2 separate regions of the Homo sapiens genome follow, and region 2 is linked to region 1. The links are chromatin loops, found by intact Hi-C in ENCODE. Cell type or tissue: endothelial cell of umbilical vein. All regions are shown on one strand. Links, peaks and the distances in the headings refer to the core of each region. The heading gives the core; the rest is flanking DNA. Region 1 overlaps DISC1 (DISC1 scaffold protein). Region 2 overlaps DISC1 (DISC1 scaffold protein).

Region 1 (4,394 bases), core at 73-4,072:
ATTGGGCAGGTGAAAGGGACCATGTGGGCACAGGATTCATCCCCCTCACCATGTGCTTTCTCACTTTAGTGATGATTTCTACCCAGGTGTTGACTAAGTCACTTATTGACATGAGATCAGAAGAAACAAGTTCAAGTTCAGCAATCTCGCATGGGATCTTAGAACTCTGAAACTCTGTGACCTTCACAAGGTTACCTCTGGGTCTAGATTTTTTAACTGGAAATCAAGGACAATCATTAAGAGACTCCCCTTCCTGGATTGTTGGGAAGATTAAATGATACAATCCAAGTAATGAGAGCATTGTAGTCTCTAAAATTGGATTCTCAAATAATGACCTCAGGTGAAGGAAGAACTGTTCAAAATGCCCCAGGTGCTATGAAGTACAGAGGGCAGGTATTTTTTTTAAGGGATGGGGTCTTGCTCTGTTGCTCAGGCTACAGTGCAGTGGTATGATCATGACTCACTGCCACCTCAAGCTCCTGGGCTCAAGTGATCTTCTCACCTCAGCCTCCCAAGTAGCTAGGACTAAAGGTGCATACCACCATGCCTGGCTAATTTTTTAATTTTTTTGTAGAGATGGGGGTCTTGCTATGTTGCCCAGGCTGGTCTCCAACTCCTCAAGCAACCTTCCCATCTTGGCTTGCCAAAGTGCTGGGCTTACAGGTATGAGCCACCACACCTGGCTGATATTTGAATTCAGAGATGCTGAGGATAAGTAATGTTGGAACAGAGTGGGTAAAGTCAGCTTCAGCATAAATTGTGTTTATTTAATTTAAACACAATTTAAATTTTGTGTTTTGGCTATCTCAGGAAGTCATGGTGACTGGAAGAAATGCACAACCCTGACAGAAAATGGCAAATTCTAGCTGAATTTTAAATTGTGTTATTTGCGGAATAAAATATGTGGACAAGTGCTTTAAAAAACCTATGAGAATACCCAGGTTTCATTCCCTTGTTGAAGAGCAGGCGGGCACAGGCATATTGGGATGCCATAGGTGGCATATTCTTCTCCACACACATCCTCCTTGGCATTTAGAAAGGGCCTGTGAAAGTTATGAAGATTCAGGTCACAGATCTCTGATGGGACTTTCTTCAGGTATCAGCATTGACTTTCCAAATTTTCATCACTGAGCTCCTGACCAATTTCAGCAGTCAGAGAGGTCTGCATCAAGCAAGGTCTTGGTCTAAGCCTCATGGGATTAGATCTGAGGTCAAAATGCCTATAAAGTATTGATCAAGGGCATTGTAGCATTTTCTCATGGCTTGGGTCTTGATATGAATGGTCTCTTTGGGAATTCACACTCACTCTGCTCTTTTAAAATGTTCACTTTTATCACTGTGCATTTTCCCAAGCCTTATCCCTCAGGATCAAAGAAAGGGCCTAGGCTTTAATTAATGATCTCTCCTATGTTTTACCAAGGGCACTGGTCTCTCGAGCTTGCAGTGGGTTGCAAGGGATTAGAGGGTGTATTTGCAGCAAAACTTCTGTACCGGCACTCGCTCTGTATATATAGTCTCTTCCAATCTGCTTTTAGAGATCTTTTCTTTCTGACTGTTTGCAGGAGGACATGGCACGCTGTGGCATATTCTGCCTGATGTCTCTGGAGGCATAGTTGGTGCCCATCCCACTTTTTATTAACTCTCTTGGTTGAAAACACAGCCCAGAAGACATGTTGGGACTTCATAAGCACAGCCTAAGGAGGAACATTGGAAGGTACAACATTGTACATGTGGCCACCCTGCCCCAACGCAGTCACACCTCTGTGCTGGTCCTCCTGCGAGCTCCCCAGAGCATGGGGTCCCTTGAGGTTCTTTGTGGCATGCGGTAGGGGGCTCGATCCTCAGCTTCCTTGACTTGGCCATTGTTCAGGATGGAAATTACCGATCCGGGAAAAGTTTTATTTGAGGTTACTGTTTACAGCTTGAAGCTCATGGAAGTGCAGTCTGCTCTCCTGTGGACTTTGTGGGTTTTTCCTAAATGGGTCCAACCCATCAGCTTGGCATTTGGGGCACTATTGTTTTGAAGCAACTTCCTTGTGAGTTTAGTCTCACCTCCTACCCCTTGCCCATTGCTCTCTAACCTGGGTTCCTGTTTCTTCTTTTGGGACTCTTATATTCTTCCCTCCTGAAATCTGCCTCAGTCTCTCCTTCTGGAATAATCTCTCTTCTCCTCTGACCTCTCCTAGTATTTGTTTTTTCTTTGGAAGGCACCTTATCCCCTTTATTTTATGGTAACTTCCTGGAGAGCAGGAGCAGTACTTGTTCTCTTTTGTGCTTGTCATGTTGCTTAAAACACATGAGTGTTTTAAGCAGTGAGAGACAAACACATGAGTCTCAATAGGGTCTTTATCCAATCATGGCATTGGAAACTATGGACTTCAGTGACAGATGTTATGTGCTAGGTTTCAGAATGCCTTTAAGGTGGGAAAACATTTTGTATCATTTTCAACATTTGTATCAGTTTGAAATCTGCCTGCTAAGTAACAATAAAAAAGTTAGCAACATAATTTATGTTTAAAAGGAAGTGTTCTGGGGTGATGTTCGAGTTGGAAACTTGCCCTATGCTTTACTGCATTGTGATCTTCAGCAAGATATTTTAGTTCTCCAGATTTCCGCTTTCCCAGCTGTAAAAGGAGACAACAATATGAATTTCAGTGAACATAAAAAGCACCCATTATTTTATACATTGCAAAGAAAGAAAAATTGCTGTCAATTAAGCAGTAACAGTGCTTTCTATGGTTTAGAATTTTTATCTTATACTTAACTGATATAGCTCTTTTAGATGTATTTAGGCTTTTGAAAAATCACATATCACTCATTAAAAAGGAAAATAAATTGGTTAAGGTTTTCCTTGGCATCTTCTTCTTCATTCTGAGTCTTCCGAAACACATTTGGACTCAATGTTGTCGAGGTTTGTGTTTCCCCACACGTCATCATCCTGTGAACCATTGAAGTTGATGGGAGGCAACTTTTTCTCCCCCAAGAATAAAGAGTTTTCTGTAGGATTGTCTGCCAAACTGCTAACACCTTTCTTCAAGTTTTGAATGCTGGTGCTTTCCCAGTCTTACAAATCCACATCAACACAAGATTTTCAGGCAACAGCCAGTACGCAGATGGTCCTAAAATAGTTTGTACATTGAAACACCAGGGGGTTGCAGATGGTCAGCCAGGCCAGGGAAAATAATCCAGTTATAACCACTGCATCCTGACCACTTCCTGGCTGATGGTGATTGTAGGACACATCCCTGTTTCAGAGATGTTAAAATGTAAAATAATAATAATAATAATAATAATAATAATAATAATAATAATATAAGATATAACCTGTTTCCTAAAGTTGTGATGACATTTAAAGGTGAGAAAGTTTGTAGCTATTATTGTGATTATGGTTACTATAAATTCTGAGAAAACACAGTGGGGTTTTCTAATTAACACTAACTAATTTATGGGACACTCATTAATGTTATATATTTATTTATTGTTCAATGTTCATGCTTAAAAATTTCTTAATTTTTCCTCTTTTTAATTGAGGTATGGTTTATATTCAGTGGAATGCACAGGTCTTAAGTGTTTACAGTTCTTGAATTTTGACACCTGTGTTACGAACAGCCCTACCAAGAGATAGAACAGTCTCATCACTCAAGAAACAACACCCTATCTTGTCCCAGTCATCATCGTCCCTCCTCTGTTCTGATATCTTCTACCATGGATTAATTTTGGCTGTTCTAGAACTTAATGGAATCATGTGGCACTACTCTTTTGCATCTTTTCTAAAGACATGTACATGTTGGCTGGGCGCGGTGGCTCACGCCTGTAATCCCAGCACTTTGGAAGGCTGAGGTGGGTGGATCACGAGGTCAGGAGTTTGAGAACAGTCTGGCCAACATGGTGAAACCCCGGCTCTACTAAAAAATACAAAAATTAACTGGGCGTGGTGGTGGGCACTTGTAATCCTAGCTACTTGGGAGGCTGAGGCAGGAGAATAGTTTCAAACTGGAAGGTGGAGGTTGCAGTGAGCTGAGATCGTACCACTGCACTCCAGCCTGGGCAACAAGAACAAAACTCTGTCTCAAAAAAAAAAAAAAGAAAGAAAGAAAAAGACACATACATGTTGCTGCATGTATGACGAGTTTGTTTCTTTTTATTGCTGAGTAGTCTTTCATTGCATAGCTATAGTATTATTTTTGCATCTTCCTGCTGATGGATATTTAGGTTGCTTCCAGTATGGGGCTGGCTCTCAGGCATAAGACACTGTGACCATTTATTTGAGTGCAAATATTTTTGATGACATGTTTTCATTTCTTTTGTGTAAATGCCTGGAAGTAGAATTGTTGGATTAAAGGGTAGGTATACATTGAACTTTATGAGAAACTGGCAGAACTTTTCTTGAAGGG
Region 2 (4,394 bases), core at 243-4,242, 49 kb after region 1:
GATGTGTGTGTTTGGAGCCTTCTCAGGGTTAAGCAGATATGAAAAGCCCACGTTTTCAGGAAAGAATTTAAGAAAATAAAGGGCCAACATTTTTTCCCTCCTGGCTCCATGTCATAATATTTTTGCCGGCTGCAGAGTCTATTCTTTTCTATCTTCAGACTTATCACTATCAAGCATTTTCCATTCCCCACAATTCTCATTTTTTGTTATCTTTTTGCACTTGCAAAAACTGAAATTTGGCTTGAATGAGACACATTTCCCTACCCTTTATCTCTCACTGATTCATTCCTTGAATTGGGACAAATCTTTCTAATCTAAGCCAGTTTCATCCTCTTGCAATACAGTAACCTGTGTCAGCAGAGTCCTGTGTGGGATGAGTTTGGCAGAATTGCAGACTGCATTTTTGGACCTAGCAGTTGAAGATGATTCTGTCCCTCATCAATTTTTTTCCGCAAGGGCACTTTTGCCTTCAAATGGTATTGTGTTTTTCTATTTCCTTTATCTAAAGAAAGTCTTCAACTTAGTTTTGTTCTGTTCCTGTGAATGTCGGCACAGGAAAGTCCTTGAAGAACATGAGAAACAGGAGCTTCATCTGGGCTCTGTGATGGTGCCGTTGTATGAATTGAAATCCATCAGGGTGGGACTGGTTATCTGTCTAACAAAGATGCAATGAGACATGATTGAGAGTGTGCTTCGGGTGGAGTGTTTCTTACATTTTGAGGTTAAAAGCCTTTTCTGTCATTGTTTTTATTATTTATTTATTTATTTTTATTAGAGATGGGGTCTTGCTACATTGACCAGGCTAGTCTTGAACTCCTAGCCTCAAGCAATCCTCCCCCACCTTGGCCTCCCAACGTGCTGAGATTACAGGAGTGAGCCACCGCACCCAGACTCTGTCATTGATTTTGACAAGTTTTTTTTTTTTTTTTTTTTTTTTTGGTTGTTGTGGTTTTGGAAGTTTTTTCTCAGAAAGGACATACTTGACTGAATTTTTCTCAGAGCCTAATTATTATTTAGTTATTTGTATTTATTTCTTTTTGATTTCACTACAGTAGCCACTATATCTTGAGTAAATTTAGCTTTTAACTTGCTTTATGTTTTGGTAGATCTTAGTGATTATGCAATTTGATGATGCCATTCAATATCAAGGTCAGACCACAGCATGTACAAGAGGTTGCTGTCACGTGATAGTTTTCCATTTTCATCTCTTAGTATGCTCTCTTATTTCTTGCTTTGCTCATTCAATGAATGTTTTAAGAGTCTGATTGAGATATTACCTCATAGTAGATTACTTTCCCATTAATGTTTGCTCACTCATCTGTAGGCCTAGGAAGCTTTATATCTATTTACAACAGCGACTAGGACCAATAGTGTGCTGTTAAATGCTTAGGAACCAGTTCTCCAGGAAAAAAAAGTCCTGATTGGCAACGTCTGGCCATTTCCATAGTGTAAATCTCCCACTGTGGCTGATTTCCAGCTATTTCTGGTTTAACAAGTGGCTCACAAAATTCTTGAAAGTTTATCAACTGGCTTTCACCAGGAGGATGGCTCCAGCACCCACCACACCTGACAACAGTTATATTACTTTACGGATGATAAAAAGCTTTATCATCGTTTTATTTCATTTCTGATTTACAAAACAACCCTGTAGAGTAGGTGGTGTTATACATGAGGCATCTGAGACTCAGAGGCCTAAGTGGCTGGAAGTAGCTCCAGCAGCTATTATTAGGCAGAGCAGAGACGGAATGCTGCCTCTGAGCTGAGCATTCTTGGTGTTCTCATCACTCATGGCAACTGTTTCCCATTGTGAGGATTCCCTTAGTGGTGTCATATTTGGACTCCAAAGAAGTATACTCAAGAAATGACTACTTCGATGGTTTTAGCAGATAATTTTTAGTTATTTGAGGATAAGAATAATAGTCTGCTTATGAAAGAACTTGGTAAATTTTTTTCTTCTGGTTTTCAGACACCATTTCTGTCTTAAAATGAAGTATCTGGTGTATGATTGCTTTGTAATATTTTGTTACTTAAGGGTGGTATCCAGACAACCCTTAGTTAATGTTATAGAATCAGAACTAGAAAGACCTCTTCATTCTTCACTTAGAGAGGATTTAAGTGTCTCTGGCCATTTATTGGGTTAATAATGGTGACTTCAGGTGACCCAGGAAACATCTGGATATCTTTGCTGCACTTGGAAAGACATTTAGTTTGGTAATATTTTCAAATCATGTGATCATTTCAAAATGACTTGCACCATGGAGTGATGATGTGATGCTGGCAGCAGCTGCTGTTTGCTGGAGATTTCGTGTGTCAGGCACAGTTGGGAATACTTTATGAATATTAGTTTATTTCTCACCTTGAAGGTAGACATTGTTCTCAGTTTGTTGAAATCGAGGCTCATGTAAGTAAAAAATGCCCACATTCATAGCAAATAAGTGACAGAGTTAGTCTCTGACTCTGCAAAGGACTTATATGGCTTTTGTATAATAAAGTCGGTCACCCCATTTTGGTAATAAAAGGGATAATAAAAGACCAACATGTCTTCATTAGCTTGCAGATAAGCTCCAAGTTTCAGCACGTGCATAGTTTGTAATGCCTTCACAGGGTCTGCAGGCTCATTGCCATGAAAATATAGAACTAACAAGAATTTAGTTTTGATTGACATAGTTTATAAAATGTTCTTTTTTTTTTTTTTTTTTTTTTTTTTTTTTTTGAGACAGGGTCTCTGTCGCCCGGGATGGAGTGCTGTGGTGCGATCTTGGCTCACTGCGGTCTCTGCCTCCCAGGTTTAAGCAATTTTCCCACCTCAGCCTCCACAGTTGCTGGGACTGCAGGTACCCGCCACCATGCCTGGCTAATTTTTGTACTTTTAGTAGAGAAGGGGTTTCACCATGTTGGCCAGGCTGGTCTTGAACTCCTGGCCTCAAGCAATTTCCTTGCCTTGGCCTCCCAAAGTGCTGGGATTACATGCGTGAGCCACCGCGCCTGGCCTAAAACATTCTTTTAACAAAAGCATAGCTTTATGTTGAATTCAGGTAGATTCGAACCATTGCTTTTAATAACACAATATGGGTTCTTTCAGACTCTTGGGGTAGATTGAACTTCTCATAAAACTGTCATGGGACAGATTGCAACTTCTTTCCAATATCAGAATCTCTAGGTGAGTTCATCCATTTCTTTGCCCTGGGCTTTTTAAGAAAGTAGGGCAATGAGTCCCTGGTTTCTCATCTCCGTAAGAATGAAAGGATGCTGGAGCCAAGGTCTAGTCTACTGCCAGTTTCTCCAGGAACAATGTGGAGGAAAAGGACCAGTGTAGATCAGAAGTCCATGAGCGGAAACTCAGAATCAAAGCGGTTATTCAATTCTTCTTTTCTTGGAGGAAATCACTGTGTCGCCTGAAGAGAAAAATGCCCTTTGCTCTTGCACTGGGGAGTTCTGTTTAGTGCCTTTCCACACAAAAGGGCTGTACTGGCTGGTACTATAGACTTTTTTTATGAAGATCTTTTTCATAAATCCTTTTGCAGAGTATAGCCAGGTAGCAGTATATGAACATTGGAAGTGAAACAGTTTTCGTCACACAAAATTAACAATAAAAACACATGCAACTCATCATTTATAAAACGATACTTGCAATTTTTCATTATTCTCATTTCTGAGGGCAAATTTTCAGATGAAAACAGAAAGGAATTTTAGAAGTTTTCATTTTTTTTTCCTACATCAGGCTTCCCTATATGTCGTCTGTATAACAAGCACCTTGATCTTTCATTCAGTTATAAGAGGCTCATAAGCGTTGCCTCTGTTTTCTATATATTGGTAGTGTCATTAGAAAACCTGAGGGGGTGGGCCGGGCGCAGTGGCTCACGCCTGTAATCCCAGCACTTTGGGAGGCCGAGGTGGGCAGATCACGAGGTCAGGAGATTGAGACCATCCTGGCTAACACAGTGAAACCCCGTCTCTATTAAAAATACAAAAAATTAGCTGGGTGTGGTGGTGGGCGCCTGTAATCCCAGCTACGCAGGACGCTGAGGCAGGAGAATGACATGAACCCGGGAGGCAGAGCTTGCAGTGAGCCAAGATCGCACCACTGCACTCCAGCCTGGGTGACAGGGAGACTCGTCTCAAAAACAAAATAAAACAACAACAACAACAAAAAAATCTGAGGAGGTGGACACCATTTTTTGGTACTGAACGACGTGATGACCGTTTAAAAAGAAAGGTAGATGTTAAGAAGGCTTCCTTATACAAAAATTCTTGTATATTGTTCCTTCCAATTTTATTTTTGTTTTGATATATAAAATCCTATGTTAAATCTCTCATCCTGAATATCAGATTACTCCAGAAGGAGAAAGTAGCAGTCTAATTATTTTATTTGGTTGCATGGTAGTCTTAGTACA

Evidence for each region. A loop is a pair of places that touch in the nucleus more often than their neighbours do. Peaks named below come from ENCODE experiments on the same cell type or tissue, not always from the same donor. Only the 100,000 strongest peaks of a DNase experiment are listed, where the experiment ranks them.
Region 2: it touches region 1 in a loop (2.6-fold over the local background); 3 of 110 quality-filtered maps call a loop at or near these places.

The regions. Positions count from the first base shown.
Region 1 is chr1:231,811,668-231,816,061 of GRCh38, forward strand. All of the region lies in intron 8 of DISC1 (DISC1 scaffold protein), which reads left to right. All of the region lies in intron 11 of TSNAX-DISC1 (TSNAX-DISC1 readthrough (NMD candidate)), which reads left to right. It overlaps DISC2 (disrupted in schizophrenia 2), which reads right to left. Exons shown (of 1, transcript NR_002227.2): 1 at 2,959-4,394. It overlaps LOC105373170 (a long non-coding RNA gene), which reads right to left. Exons shown (of 4, transcript XR_949268.4): 3 at 1-2,624. Among named protein-coding and RNA genes, the nearest start is that of DISC2, 4.7 kb to the right of the region's middle. In endothelial cell of umbilical vein, for the core only: no CTCF peak of the experiment used is centred there; DNase peaks (open chromatin) are centred at 2,554 and 2,974; H3K27ac peaks cover 1,409 bases.
Region 2 is chr1:231,860,540-231,864,933 of GRCh38, forward strand. All of the region lies in intron 9 of DISC1 (DISC1 scaffold protein), which reads left to right. All of the region lies in intron 12 of TSNAX-DISC1 (TSNAX-DISC1 readthrough (NMD candidate)), which reads left to right. Among named protein-coding and RNA genes, the nearest start is that of DISC2, 44 kb to the left of the region's middle. In endothelial cell of umbilical vein, for the core only: no CTCF peak of the experiment used is centred there; no DNase peak of the experiment used is centred there.